Regions from separate parts of the Mus musculus genome. Here regions 1 and 2 are each linked to region 3. A link is a loop called in an ENCODE intact Hi-C map of the cell type or tissue named here. Cell type or tissue: left cerebral cortex. All regions are shown on one strand. Links, peaks and the distances in the headings refer to the core of each region. The heading gives the core; the rest is flanking DNA. Region 1 has its middle 37 kb from the start of Gm13544. Region 2 holds the start of Ermn (ermin, ERM-like protein). Region 3 overlaps Acvr1c (activin A receptor, type IC).

Evidence for each region. Hi-C counts contacts between places; a loop is a spot of excess contacts. Peaks named below come from ENCODE experiments on the same cell type or tissue, not always from the same donor. Only the 100,000 strongest peaks of a DNase experiment are listed, where the experiment ranks them.
Region 1: a loop joins it to region 3, with 2.1 times the contacts of the local background. A loop is called at or near these places in 2 of 42 quality-filtered maps.
Region 2: it touches region 3 in a loop (2.0-fold over the local background); 4 of 42 quality-filtered maps call a loop at or near these places.

The regions. Positions count from the first base shown.
Region 1 is chr2:58,237,740-58,242,513 of GRCm38, reverse strand. No RefSeq gene overlaps it. Among named protein-coding and RNA genes, the nearest start is that of Gm13544, 37 kb to the left of the region's middle. In left cerebral cortex, for the core only: no CTCF peak of the experiment used is centred there; DNase peaks (open chromatin) are centred at 1,641 and 2,137; H3K27ac peaks cover 1,079 bases.
Region 2 is chr2:58,052,675-58,057,448 of GRCm38, reverse strand. It overlaps Ermn (ermin, ERM-like protein), which reads left to right and starts at 4,585. Exons shown (of 3, transcript NM_029972.4): 1 at 4,585-4,774. The coding sequence starts at 4,733. In left cerebral cortex, for the core only: a CTCF peak has its summit at 1,865 (motif pointing left); a DNase peak (open chromatin) is centred at 1,860.
Region 3 is chr2:58,322,677-58,327,450 of GRCm38, reverse strand. All of the region lies in intron 1 of Acvr1c (activin A receptor, type IC), which reads left to right. Among named protein-coding and RNA genes, the nearest start is that of Acvr1c, 33 kb to the left of the region's middle. In left cerebral cortex, for the core only: a CTCF peak has its summit at 2,605 (motif pointing right); a DNase peak (open chromatin) is centred at 2,933; H3K4me3 peaks cover 389 bases; H3K27ac peaks cover 744 bases.

The DNA.
Region 1 (4,774 bases), core at 1,163-3,662, 85 kb after region 3:
GGTTGGTGCTCCAGTCCCGGGGAGCTCCAGGTGACTTACCAGTTGACACTCTTGCTGCCCACTTGGGACTACAAACCTCTCCAGCTCCTTCGGTCCCTTCTCCAACTCCTCCATTGGGGACCTTGCTCTCAGTCCAATGGTTGGCTGTGAGCATCTGCCTCTGTATTTGTCTCTCAGGAGAGGCCATATCAGGCTCCTGTCAGTAAGCACTCCCTGGCTTCTGCAATAGCATCTGGGTTTGGCAACTGTATCCCCAGGTGGGGCAGTCTCTAGATGGCCTTTCCTTCAGTCTCTGCTCCACACTTTATCTCCATATTTCCTCCTGTGAGTATTTAGTTCCTCTTTCTAAGAAGCACTGAAGCATCCACACTTTGTTCATTCTTTACATGTTAAAAATGTTGTTTTCAAAGATAAAGAGTCTACCACTAATTATTTTCCCCCTGGTCACTGGTATCTCAAAAATCAAATGAGTCTTTTTAATATCACCAGAAATTTCATATGCATATCTACCTGTTAGTTTTTTTTCCAGCCAATTCAAAGGTCTTTAAAGACTACCCATAGCTTACACAATAAAGCAATATTTTAGGAGAAGAAATGCAAATTTTTCTTGAGGAAGGGAACAGACGTGCACTGTGCATCTATTTTGATGTGTTTTTCCTTTGTAGTAAAGTGTATTTTCTACAAATGGTGGCAACAACAATTTTGATCTCATATGGTACTGTAGAACTGTGCCATTTGCTGACCTGTGGAATCTATTTTCTTTCATTTGTATATTGGAACTCGTACCATTTTTTTAAATTAAAAATCATAAAGCAAAAGTGACTAAAATTATTTCTAAGGCTGACTCATGACAGGTATTGTATCTTGTTGGCGCACAGGCTTACTCTTGGAAACTAGCTACCACATTATAAGGAAGCCCAGGACATGCATGCATATTATAATGTAAATAATGTATAAGATGGTCCCACACAAAGTTTTCACACAACACCCAGAATCAAGCATTTGACATGAGTCTGAGAAGCCTTTGGAGGACTCTGGGTCCCAGCCAATGAATTATCTACAGGCTTAAATCTATCAGAATAGAGGAAATAATAAATGTGAATACAGTCTTTGTTTTTGAGTTTCCTCTGTTAAGGCTGAGTTGAGCCTAGAAAACAGTTCTCATGGAATTTTCCCCAAAATGCATATTTTGAAGGAAAATCAATGTCACTCTTTATGGCATCAGGTATAGATGGCTTTATGGGAAACAGTAAATATCTGGAAGACACTTTGGTTACAGGAGTGAAGTGCAGCCCCACCAGATTAATCCAGGTGGTAGTGGGTCTAGGATTGAGGCAGGTGAGATGGATCGTGTTAGTAAAAGAGCATAGATATTCAGGGCAAATCTAAGGGACTTTGTGAAATCTGCTGTTGATGACTGAAAGGAGTGAGTAAGTTGCTACAGGAAGCAGTAGGGAAGGAACACTCATACACACTTGCACAAAGTTTAGCAACAATATCTCCTGCAGTGAGGTGAAAATAGGAAATGTACCTATTTTCCCAGCTAAGGAGTATAGCAGAAAGAGGCTCGAAAGTGGCTTGCCTACCGTCTGTTTCTAACTGCCTGGAGTAAAATCCAAGGAAGAAAGATGAGCTAAAGAAAGAAATGTTATATATAAAGTCTCCAGGGCTTGCTGGGTTGGAAAAGAAAACTGTATCTCATTCCCAGCCTCTCCAGATGGCAAATGATGCTAAATTAAGACATGGCTTCTGAGCAGAGATCAAATCCAGGGTGCTGTCAAGAGAACACGAACGAAAGAGAAATACCTTTTGTTAAGTCTTTGTAGAGTTCTGGGCTAGTGTGTTATAGGTCATTTTGAACAGACCAAAAATTACCACGTGACAATTTTGTGATGTTTCTCCCAGATTTCTGTGAAATAATAAGGTTCCTGGGAATCTTAGAGTGGTATTGTTAAAGAGAGCCCTTGTTTTGTTTTAGTTTGTTTTTTTTAAAGGCTTAACTCAATGAGACTTATGCATGTGGCTTTTGTCTAATGGGATAGATTACAAATCGATTCATAAAAATATCCACAAATGTTTAAAGGAGTTTTACCACCTAGCACTGACAAGAATAGAGATGGTGTCTCTGGAAGAGAGAAGCAGACATGAGCATGATTCAACTACAAGAACGACCTATGCCTTAAGTCATAGTAAGGATGTGTTAGTGGATGAGAGTCCAAATGTAGAGCAAAAGGCAATGGAGAATTCCTTGGTAGTAGGTCTGAGCCCTAATCAAGGAGCTGGGAATATGCACCTGGCTATATTTTAGGATGGTTATGGCCCAGTGCCTACTGTGCTTTATCTGTTGGCTCCTTTTCAAATAAGCACACTTCTTGCCTCTCCATCTACCACACCATCATTTGTCAGGCATATGTGGAGTAGAGAAATCATACTTTCAGTTCACTTCTCTTAATACCAACATGATTAGCATCCAGGGTGCAAACCTCAAGGCACCTTGTTCTAAGGCAGTGATTTTCAATCTCCCAAGCTCTGGGAGACTAAAACTCTGGACTGTAAGCCTAAGCTTGATGACTTTGGGAAATGCTCTGGATAAAGGAATGAGAGTATTTTACTTGTGAAAAAAAATGGGAATTTTGGCCTGAAAGTAAAATTGTGTCAGATTTTTAGTTGCCCCCCACCCCCAGTAGGTACCATAATGGTTTTGTGTCAAATGTTCTGCTAGATCCTTGGCATATCTGTACTAATAAAGCCATGACCCATTTCCTCAAACAGGATAAGTCTTTACAGTTACTTCAAGAGTAGAATCCTGCTAAAAGTAGTAGTGCAGGTAGTGTGGCTCTTGAGGCTATATCCTAGAAAAAAACAGAACCTCTACCCCTTCCCTTGAAATGTTTGCCTCTGCAATTCAGGATATGTAGTGTGGGGAGATGCAAGAGATCAGGTGTAGATGTTTTGTTTGAGGGCACCAGCTAGGAATTCAGACAAGGACCAGAAGCAGTTAATGAGTGTGTGATCAATAACTGAGCCATCTCATAGCTTTTTGGTAGAGCATATATGAGCTATCCTTAACACCCTTTGGTTATTTGAGGGATAACAGTCCCCTAGAGTCTCGGGCACTTGAATACTTGCTCCCTAGTTGGTAGAAATATTTTGGGAAGGATTAGGAGGTGTGGCCTTATTGGAAAGGCATGTTGACTAGAGGCAGACTTTGAAGAATTTCAGTTTCCCCCTCCTTGCTTTATCCATTCAGATCAAAATGTGAACCCTCAGCCTCTGCTCCAGTCATCTGCTGTGAAGAGCAGTGCCGCGAGCAATCGCCATTATAAGATGGTGCTGGCCTCCACTGTGCCTAACTAGTAAACAAGCCTTGTACTCAGGTGCGAGAGTGAACTCACTCCTAGTCACTCCCATTCTCAGGGCGTAATAGTGGGGTGATGGGCGAGCAACGAATCAGGAGCTGTCACGCCATATCAGGTGCTGAAACGTCACGCTGCGGGAGGCGCCATTTTCCCGGTTCGGGGTCTTCCTGAAGAAGCAAGCAATAAAGCTTTTGCCGCAGAAGATTCTGGTTTGTTGAGTCTTTCTTGCCGGTCGAGTGGGATGCAACAATCTGCCTCTTACTACCTTCACTTCAACATTATAAATGTTATTCCTCCAGAAATGTAAGCCTAAATAAACACTTTCCTATGTACGTTGCCTTGCTCTTGGTGTTTTATCACAGCAATAGAGAAGTCACTAATACAGATTACAGGTGTGGTGGTTTGAATGAAACAGCCCCCATAGGGTCATATATGTGAAAGCTTGCTCCCCAGCAGGTAGAACTGCTTTGGGAAGGAGTAGGATTGTGATTTTGTTGGAGGACATGTGTCCATGGTGGTGGGCTTTGGGGTTTTAAAATCTGATGCCATTTCTCGTCTCTCTTTCTCTCTGTCTAATGCCGGTAGATCAGATGTAAACTATGAGCTATTGCTTCAACACTGTGCCTGACTGCCTGCCGCCATGTACCCCACCAGAGTGGCCATGACCTCTAACCCTCTGGGAGCTCCCAGTTAGATGCTTTGGTCATGGTATTTTTTTTCATAGCAATAGAAAAGTAACTAAGATACCAGAATTATGAGCAAAATGATTGTTTTAATGAAATAATATATGAGCCATCTATTTACTAATGAGGAGATAGGCTGGCAGTCATGTGATGTGTTAGAGACAAAGCTGAGCTTAGACCACAGTACATATGAGAATTAAGATTCTTCCATGCTTCATGTTACTCTTAAATGAGAGCATTAGATGACCAGAAAGACACCCATTTGAACTAGAAAGTCCATCAACCATTAGCTTGAGAAAACTGAGCCCTGTAGAATAAGGACAAGTCTTGAATCTTGCAAAGGTAGAGAACTGTCTTGAAAAAAAACAAACATGTTTTGCTCTCTTTAAAAGGTGTGGTCATCAAGTCTGTAAGATGGCTCATCAGGTAAATGTGCTTTGTACTAAACCTGATGACCTGAATTCAACCCTCTGGAACTGCATGGCAGAAGGAGACAACTGGTGCCTGAAAAATTTCTCCTGACATCCACAAGAATGCAATGACACCTGAACACACACACACACACACACACACACACACACACACACACACACACTAAAATATTTTTTAAATGTGTATTCACTATATGTGGTTAATTTGCTTCCATTTGAAGAAGTGACTTCACTGTAGGTGGCTTTACATTTAAGCACAAGTATCTCTCTGTGCTGGTCCATGAAGAGACATGATGTAGAA
Region 2 (4,774 bases), core at 804-3,303, 270 kb after region 3:
GAACCCTGGAAATGGAAAATCTATGTAAATGAGCAGGATCAGCATCACCAACAGAATATAAGAGGTGAAATGAAGAATCTCAGGAATTGAAGATAAGCTAGAGAAAAATAGATTCATTCATCAAAGAAACTTAAATCTAAACGATCCTATGACAAAACATTTAGGAAATCTGGAACACTAGGAAAATACAAAACCTAGGAATAATAGTAATAGAAGAAGATGATCCCCGGTTCCAAGGGCCCAAAAATATTTTCAACAAAATCTTAGAAGAAAATGTCTCTAACCTCAAGAAAGAGATGCTTACAAGGAAGCTTTCAGAACACCAAATAGATTGGAACAGGAAAAAAAGTCCTCCGGCCACATAATAATAAAAACACAAAGTGTTCAGAGGATGGAGATAATATTAAAATCTGCAAGGGAGAAAGGACAAGTAACATATAAAGGCAGACTTATTAGACACCTGACCTCTCAACAGAGTCTAAAAGCCAGAAAGGCCTGGGCAGAGATGTCTTGCAGATTCTTAGAGACTGCAGATGCCACCCCACACTACTATACCCTGCAAAACTTTGAATAACCATAGAGGGAGAAAACAATATATTCTATGACAAAACCAAATTTAAGCAACATATATCTACAAATCTAGCCCTACAGAAGATACTATAAAGAAAATCCTAACCCAAGGATTTTAATTATACCCAAGAAAACACAGGAAATAAATAATTCCACATGTATAAAATCAAGAAGAGAAGATAACACACACACACACACACACACACACACACACACACACACACAAACTACCATCACCAACATAAAAATAACAGGAATTAGCAATCATTTCTCATTAATATCTCTCAATATCTATGCACTTAATTCCCCAATAAAAAGACATGACTAACAGAATGGATAAGAAATCAGGTTTCAATATTTGACTGCATACCAGAAACACACCTGAAAATCAATGATAGACATTATCTTAAAGTAATGGGTTAGAAAAAGATTTTCCAATTAAGGGTAAGGAGGAAGGGAAAACTGTGATTGGAATGTAAAGCTGAAAAGCCCACCAGTCCAGACTTACTAAGGCTATAGACTTACGAAGGTTATATATTGTTATAAAAAAAATGGGTGACTACTCTCTTCTGTAAGGACACGATAATATGTTTTATTTAATAGTTAGATCATCTTGGTGCAAAAAGTATCTCATAGGTCTTCCTATATGTAGGGAAAATAGCACATTATACCCTATTCACTTGTTGTCCACTATTCTGCATGACAGTTTACCAAACATTCCCTACAGAAGTGAAGTCTAGTCAGCCAAAGTTGACAAAATTCTCTATCAATTTTTTTCTTTCTGCAACCCTGAAATACTTCTAACTCCACAAATAGTTAAAGCATTGGTTAGAAAGAAAAACAACCACAGACACATAAACTGAACTAAATGAATACCAGGGTACATGCACATGCTATGCTTGCTAAAGGTAATAGACACCTAGAAGTAGGAAAGACAATGCGTTTAGAATCTGTAAGTTTTGCTGTGATTCTGAAATGATGTCCTTGGCAAAACCCTCTTGGAATGATTGGGGATAGGACCTTTAAAACTGATGTGAGCATTTGTATATCTGTTTGCTACTGGTTATTGGATTAAATAAAGAGTCACTTCTTTCTCTTAAGGATCATAGAGTTTAATATGTTCTCATTTGTCCCTGAACTTTGGATTCAGTTTCTGTATACCCTCACAGATTCCCATCAATATTTTCTCATCTACAGGCTTACTGGTTATTTCTTGTGAGGACAGACCCTTCATTGTCTCCAGCAGCTCTTGTGTGCCTCCTGGGTTGGCACTGCCTCTGGCCTTCTGCTGCCCTCTAGTGGCTACTATTCTCACATATGCCAAGGTGATTGATGATGGATCCCTGTAGGAGCTGTGGTCAATACAAACATCTGTGCAAAGGCCAGGGATGGCATGTGCCATTACAGCTGATAGGAGCAAGAAAGAAACACCCATTCAACTAATTTAGGGCCAGAGACTCTGTGAGTGAACAGATCTAATTCTTTTTTCTGGACTGAAAGCTGGAAATGTCCTTGGTCCTGTCTGCAGTTCTGTCCTCACTGTGTCCAGACATGCCAGAGGGAGTTCTGGTACATGGTTGCTTATTTTTCCCCTTAATCAGCACCTGTGCCTAGAAGCTGAATGTAAGATATGTCTAAAGGCGAGAGAAGACACATTATGGGTGGACCGACTGGGTTGAACACCTCCCCTAGTTTCTACAATTAGTTCTGTAAAAACTCCATAGATTAGCATCTCAATGATCTTTACACTTCCCTTGGTTCAGCTCCAGCTACACAGGACCCCTGCCTTTTCTCTTTCTCTTATGTTCTCCATAAACATTCCCAAACTCACCCTCGGCAATCCATTAGTTTCATTCTTCAGACTCTCAAGATAAAATGTGGAGCTACTGACTCTGAAATTTTTCTGTGGCTGTGAGATTCTGGCTCCCTAACTCATAAGTTAAACCCTTCCTGAGGTGAGACAGTCTCCACTGAACTCAAAGCCCCACCCTCCATCACCCCATTTCATCAGTGGGCTTACCAACTATGTAGCATCCTACGTAGACTGAGCAAATAGTCAGTGTGCTAGAGAGAGAAGAGCTGGCGATGACAGGGTAGGGGGTCACAATCTCTGTTAGAGATGTTTTCCTGGATCAGGATTGAGCAGATGATGTCACAGGGACATGTATTTGGTGCCTCTGACATATAATCAAATGGAGTCATCTTTAGATGGAATGTAAAATTTTTTATGGGTAGATGGGTATTTTGCCTGTTTTTATGTGAACCATTTCTATGGCTGTTTCCAGCAGAAGAGGTAGTTGGGTCATCTGAAATTGCTATTACAGATGTTTTGAACAACTGTGTGAGAGGGAGCTAGGAATTGTGGCTCAGTTCCTCTGGAGGAACAGCCAGTGTTCTAATCATTGAGCTGTCTCTTCAGCCCTCTTAGGCACAATTTTGAAGGTGACATATTTACAAGCACCCCCTCCCCCAATTTCTATTCTTGATTACTATAAAAATGCCCTCAAATGTATTCTCTTGGTGGAAGAGATTTACTCACTTCTTTAAAGTTTACTCACTTTTAAAAATCAAATGCCTGTTGGCAGAGTTGTTGTGCAGTAGTGTCATCAGTTAGACCCAAGAGTCACATGTGATGAAAAGCTGAGAAAGAATTGTTCAATGTGGGAGGGGAAAAAATATCTAGTCATCTCTCCAAGTTCATCTTCAGGTGCTAACATGACCTTTGAGTTAAATGGGTGGCAAGACCCATGCCTAACTCCTGCTAAGTAGTTTTGGCCAAGGTGTGGTTTTTACCCACCATGGTTCCAGTGCCTCCTGCAAGATGGTCTGATAACTTTCCAGAATTGTATGAAAACTCTTCTTGGGAGACAAGTGCCTTCTCTGGCTGGCACCAGGCTTCATCAGTCATGTTTTCATTTCAGCATGAAAGTTCTGAGGTAGTTCCAGTTCCTTGGGGTCTACTGTCCAATAGTCTGATAATCGAAAGGAAGGGCGAATGTTTCTCTTTAGAATCTCTTCATGTCTTCCAGGATGGTTTGCCTGCCGAAGGCAAGGTGAGTGGTGCATGCTGAGAACAAAAGTGAGCTCCCTTTACACTGCTCAGGCGAAGTTTAGATTTGAGTCGGTAAAGTGCCATCACTGTAAAATTAGTTACTTAAGTTAATCATAAGCAATTAAACTCTGGAGGGAAAAATGTTGGTTAGGGAGGGAATCATTAAAGGAATGATACATTAGCCAGAAATTAAAGACTCAGAGACATTGTTCAGACAAAAGACTTGATCTTGGGGAAGGACTGAGCCATCCAGAAAAAAGAAAGAATGTATCCTATTAAAGGGCAGGGGAGTGAGCAGCAGCCTAGTTTTAGCCAATGACTGGCCAACAGACTGCATCACAAATATCATTATGAAATGCAAAGGATAATTCTGATTGGAGCAAGGGATAACTTCAAGGGAAAATTACACCAGTGTTTTAATGGGTAGGGTGGGTGTCTGTAGACCTGGGGGGACTGGAAAATCAGCTTCCTGAGAGCACACTATGAAATCAGTTGCCAAAGCCGTTTACAATCAAGTTGTCATGTTTACAGGTCCTTGAAAAGCTGGTTTTAGTCTTTAATAGATGAGAAATGATGCCATTGTCTCCTACAAAATAGCTGAGGTTTTACTCGAACCAAATCTGTTCGGAAATGTTAAGCTGGTTACACAGAACTAATGTGCCTCAAGGTGGTCATTCTCTCTGGATTAAAGCCTGGGAACAATTGTGGCTCCTGTTACAAGGAAAATTACAATGGGCCATTATGGAGAGGGACAAAAATCTCTGTTCCCAGAGGGGGACTGACAAGCGGCAAGTCCCCCTTTGCATGCTAACACAAAAGCCTGATTGCTTCAGATTGCTTGTTTATGCAAATTGAAGGCAACACTAATTCTGAGACTGGAGCTGCGAGGTGGTGGGGATGTTGCTGATTGGCTGGGTTTTGCTCCCGGGCTGGTTACCAAACTGACAAACCCTATCATATTCATTCTGAGCCCTGAAAACCTTTCGGAGGAATCTTGCTATTGCACGTCAGACTGAGAGTTGGTTTCGAACTGTAGGAACCACAGCATTAGAGCTTATCGAAGAGCTTGCTTTCTTCATTGCGTCCTTAAATCAGACCTCAGTGAACATCATGACAGATACTCCTGAGACACTGAGCGGGACAGAGTGCAAT
Region 3 (4,774 bases), core at 1,045-3,544:
GTGAAATTCTGACTAAGTTGGACTCAACACAGACAGGAAGACAGGGTTTTTCATTTGTTTGTTAGTTTTCTAATGATTAGTTTTGTGTTACGTTCATTTATACCAAAGAGGCAGAACAATGTAGGGCAAGCTGTTCCACTTTCTCTGGCTGAGACAGAGCCTGAGCATTCGCAGAGTTCCATTTTTTCTCTGTTCTCTTGCCTGTGTATCTCTAGGCAAGGGCAGTTATTATGTTGAGTGATATGTTGATAGACAGAGAATCCAGGAGAAACCATGTAACTTCATCTCCTAAAGTGTCTGTGATCATCCCTAGAAGTCTGAGAATTATATTTTTAGAAGTATTTTTTTTTAATTACGGATTTAAGAAGTTTACCTCCCACTCATCAGCTCCCACTCCTACCCATCTTCATTGCAGATAGGGCCAGGAGCTGATACCCTTTCTTTTTGCATTATATAAATTCTTGTGAGTATCCAGGCTAGATCTATGAGCATTGGGGTCAATATTTGAAAGAGACATGGGATCAGTACACATACATACACACACACACACACACACACACACACACACACACACACACACACTTCTCTAATTACTTGCCCTACTCTTCCCGTTTTAACTCCTCCTGTGATGGTTTGAATATGCTTAGCCCAAGGAATGGCACTATTTGGAAGTGTGGACTTGGAGTAGGTGTAGCCTTGTTGGAGGAAGTGTGATGATAATGGACTGACCTCTGAACCTGTAAGCCAGACCCAGTTACATGTTGTCCTTTATAAGAGTTGCCTTGGTCAGGGTGTCTGTTCACAGCAGTAAAACCCCAACTAAGACACCTCCCTTGTCATTCTTTGCCTAGATCCACTTCTTCCTTCAGAGAGCTCCCTGTTATTTCTCTACTCATCTCTTCTTGATCATTGCAGGGAGTGTACATGTGAATTGTGATGTCTCCATCACATTCCTAGGGTGACCATTTCAGGAAGTGAGCCCCTGAGAACTCTTGAGGACTACTTCCTCCAGCCCTGGAATTTAACGATGAACTACCAATTGATCATCTGCCTCTCCTTTACAATGTTAATTTCTTCTTTGAAGCAAGACAGGCATTCATTCGTCTTCTTACTGTCTTTATTGTTAACTTAGGAGTGGATGCCAGCTTTCTCAAGCCCACAGCATATGTCACACACTCCTCTTCTCAGTGCATCCACACTCTTGGGGTCCTCTCCCATTGGGTTCTTGGGTTCTCTACACTTCACTGGATTAAGTATCAGGTGGTGACCTTTATGACTTCAGAGACCTCCAAATGATGAATTCTGATGATTAAGTTCAGCCTGGTCAGGGTAAACTCTCTGGAAACATAATTCTTCCTAACCTGTGGTTCCAACATGGGATGTCCTTGATTCTCTGAGTATATTCTCACACACAGATACTGCTCTCATGGTATGGCAATACCAGATACCATTGCATGACACATTCATCTCTTATAGTTGCAGAATCTTAGACCTTATCTTAGTTAGGGTTTCCATTACTGTGAAGAGATACCATGACCATGGCAACTCTATAAAAAAAATGATAAAATTGGGTCTGGCTTACAGTTTCAGAGGTTAAGTTCATTATCATTATCGTGTTCCCACCATGACAGGCAGATGTGGTACTTGAGGAGCCAATATCTCTACATCTGATCTGAAGGCAGCAGAAGGACACTGGGCAGACCTAGGCATGTATAAGACCTCACAGCCCATTTCCATAGTGACACACTTCCCCCAACAAGGCCACACATGTGATTAGTGCTACACCTTGTGGGCCAAGCTTTCAAACATGTGAGTCTATGGGGCCATCCCTATTCAAACTACCATAGACCTGAAAGGGAACATTCATGATCATCTAAGAATACCTTCTCAGAGTGACTGATTGAGACATCATCTTAAAAGACTATGTGACTAAAGCTAGGCTTATAACCTTACATCTAATTTGGCTTTTACCTGTCATGGCTGGCACAGGGCTCCTGAAATGCTGCGTTCACTCTCCCATGCAATAGTACATACTCTTGCTTGAAACTGCATTCTGCTAGAGAGGACATTAATTACTGATTATTTTCCATGGAAAAATATTAAAATTGTATATTGGTATACTTGTAAACAACAATTTATCATCAATTAAAGCATATATGAGTAAATTATTTCTGCTCCTGGTAAAGCAACAAAAAGGTTAGGCTGACCAAAAACCAGGATTTGTACCCTACTTCTGACAGAGCCTTTACTGGGAAATTTTGTTTCATCAACTTGTATTTGAAAATAGGAAATTGAAATAAATTTAACATTTTTAAAGGATAGCTAGTATTGGCATTTGAAATTTTCCAAAGGCAATCCCTTGATCTTGGACTTAGAACATCCTTATTTCTGAGATACATGTCCCACCTTACCTGGTTGGGGACATAACTGAGGAGAAGCAGTTTTCCAGAGTACATGCAGCTCACACTGCAGTGGTGGGATTCTAAGGTTTCAACAAAGGGGAATCTGGGATATGACATTTTATTGTTCGTGATCTGAATAGAGGCCACCAAGGTGTAAAAAGTGGCCCAGTGGCCTGCATACTGCCTTTGCAGCCACTAGGTGGTACCCAGATGCCCCCGAAATCATCCCATCCCTGCAGTCAGTTCCCCTTGGCTGGGCTCTGAGGTAGGAGACAAAGAAAGCAAGCCTGAAGTTTGCGAGGTGGGGACAAAGAGGTGTTCTGCAGTGCCCTACATGGCCCTAGGCGACTCGCGTCCAGGAGGCTCGGAGCCTCTCTTTGCAAGCCAGGGGAAAGGATTGAACATTCCCCGTGGCACAGGCCCTAGGGCCCCCCGTGGAGGCTGGTGACTGGGACACCGGAGGTGGCGATGGGGTGGGCGGCAAGCTGGGAGTCTCTTCCAGCTGGAGAGTGGGAGTGACAGAAGCCGCTGACAGGGAGGGGGCAGGCGAGACACTCCATGCCCGTCTGGTGGGCGAGGGTTGCCGCGGTTTCCCCGGCTGCTGTGGTTTTCCTGGCTGTCTGACAATGGCAGAGCTGACTGAAAAGAAGGTTTTCCGGGTCCCCGTCCAATTGCCTTGAATTTCTTGTCCCCAGCCCTAGCAGGTTGAAGCAGTGCCCCACCTCAGTGTTTCAACAGCCTGTATTCAAGCATGCTTGTTGTAACACACCAGCCCTTACACCTAGTGGGCAAACGTCCTTTAAGGCATGCTATTAACCTCCGACCTCCCCCATTCTCTTTCTTAACCCAGGGCTTGGGCTATAGCAAAAAATAATTTTAAAAATCACTTCGAATGAGAGAAGATTTGCCAAGATTTAAGAGAAGGGAGAAATTTCAAGTAAAACATGAGTTTACATGTATGTAAGTATGAATTTGATATAGAGAGATTTGGAGACCGCTAATAACAGTAGTCATTTTGGAAATGTGAGGATTATGGGTAATTTACTTTCATTTCAATAGCATGCATATTGCTGGATTTGTTTTTGACAAGGAGAGAATCATAAAACCAAAAAGCCAACTACTCATGTTAGAATTCTTGGGCTTCTACCCCTTGCACAGCAGGAAACAACCAGGCAACCAAACAAGCAAAAAGAGGAGGAAGAGGAGGAGGAGGAGAAGGAGGAGGAAGAAGAAGGAGGAGAAGGAGAAGAAGAAGAAGGAGGAGGAGGATGAAGAGAAGGAGGAGGAGGAGGAGGAGGAGGAGGACAGGGTTAACAGAAAGCAGGCCTATGAAGTGGGGAAATGATGAGGGCTTCCATCTTTGCAAATGCTTTCACAAGTTAGAAAAAAAAATTAAGATTCACAGGAGATGAGCACAATCAACCAAAATCTTACCCAACAGGAAACCAAATAAATATTTGGAAAACAAAACAGGTTTAACTCCTTTAACTTGGAAGTGAGGATTAGTATAAGCTACAACTGTCACGTGTCACCTTATTTAGATTGCAGGGAACCAAACGCTGACGCTCGTCCTGTGGTGCTTTCATACAATACCAGTGGAAACTTTCACTGGAAAGTCCTTTCACAATAGCTATCAAGAATGTCTAATGTTGCAACCGCAGTCTGTGATGCCTGCCTAGCAAACGCTCAGTGCAGGGTTATTTATTTGCAAAAAACTGAAAACAATCAAAATGCCTAAAAATAAGAAAATGCTGTCTACTTCCATGTTCAGTGATGACAGCTCTATGCGTTCCATTAGATGATCATAACAAAGACAATGTTGTGATCGTGCCGTCAACGGAAGAAATGAATGTATGAGCAGCACTAAGTTGTGTTAATAGATTCACATATGAACAACTCATGTGTAAGACTGGAAGAAAACACGTGGTGACAAAAATAACTATAGGTTGTATGATTTTTAGCTCTGAATGCATATGTAGTTTTCAGTTTTCTACAAATTGTAGTCCAGCCCATCCCTGTAGTCCAGCCCACCTCTGAGTCCAGGCCAGCTCTGTAGTCTAGCCCACCTCTGTAGTTCAGCCCACCTCTGTATTCCAGCCCACCCCATAGTCCAGCCCACCCCATATAGTTCAGCACACTTCTAGCACACCGGTATCATACAGTGAGACTCTGCTGTAGGTGTTGGGAATGTGCTTGGACAGAAATGGAGAAGGCATTATGCTTTGTAACATTTTCATTATTCTGGAACAAATACAACAAATGAACTAATTATAGATTTGTGGGAAGAACCGAGAAAAGCAAGGAACAGATTCCTGATCAGGGGGATTTTGGGAGATTTTACCCAGGTGGAGACATCTGAGCTGAGGCCTGAA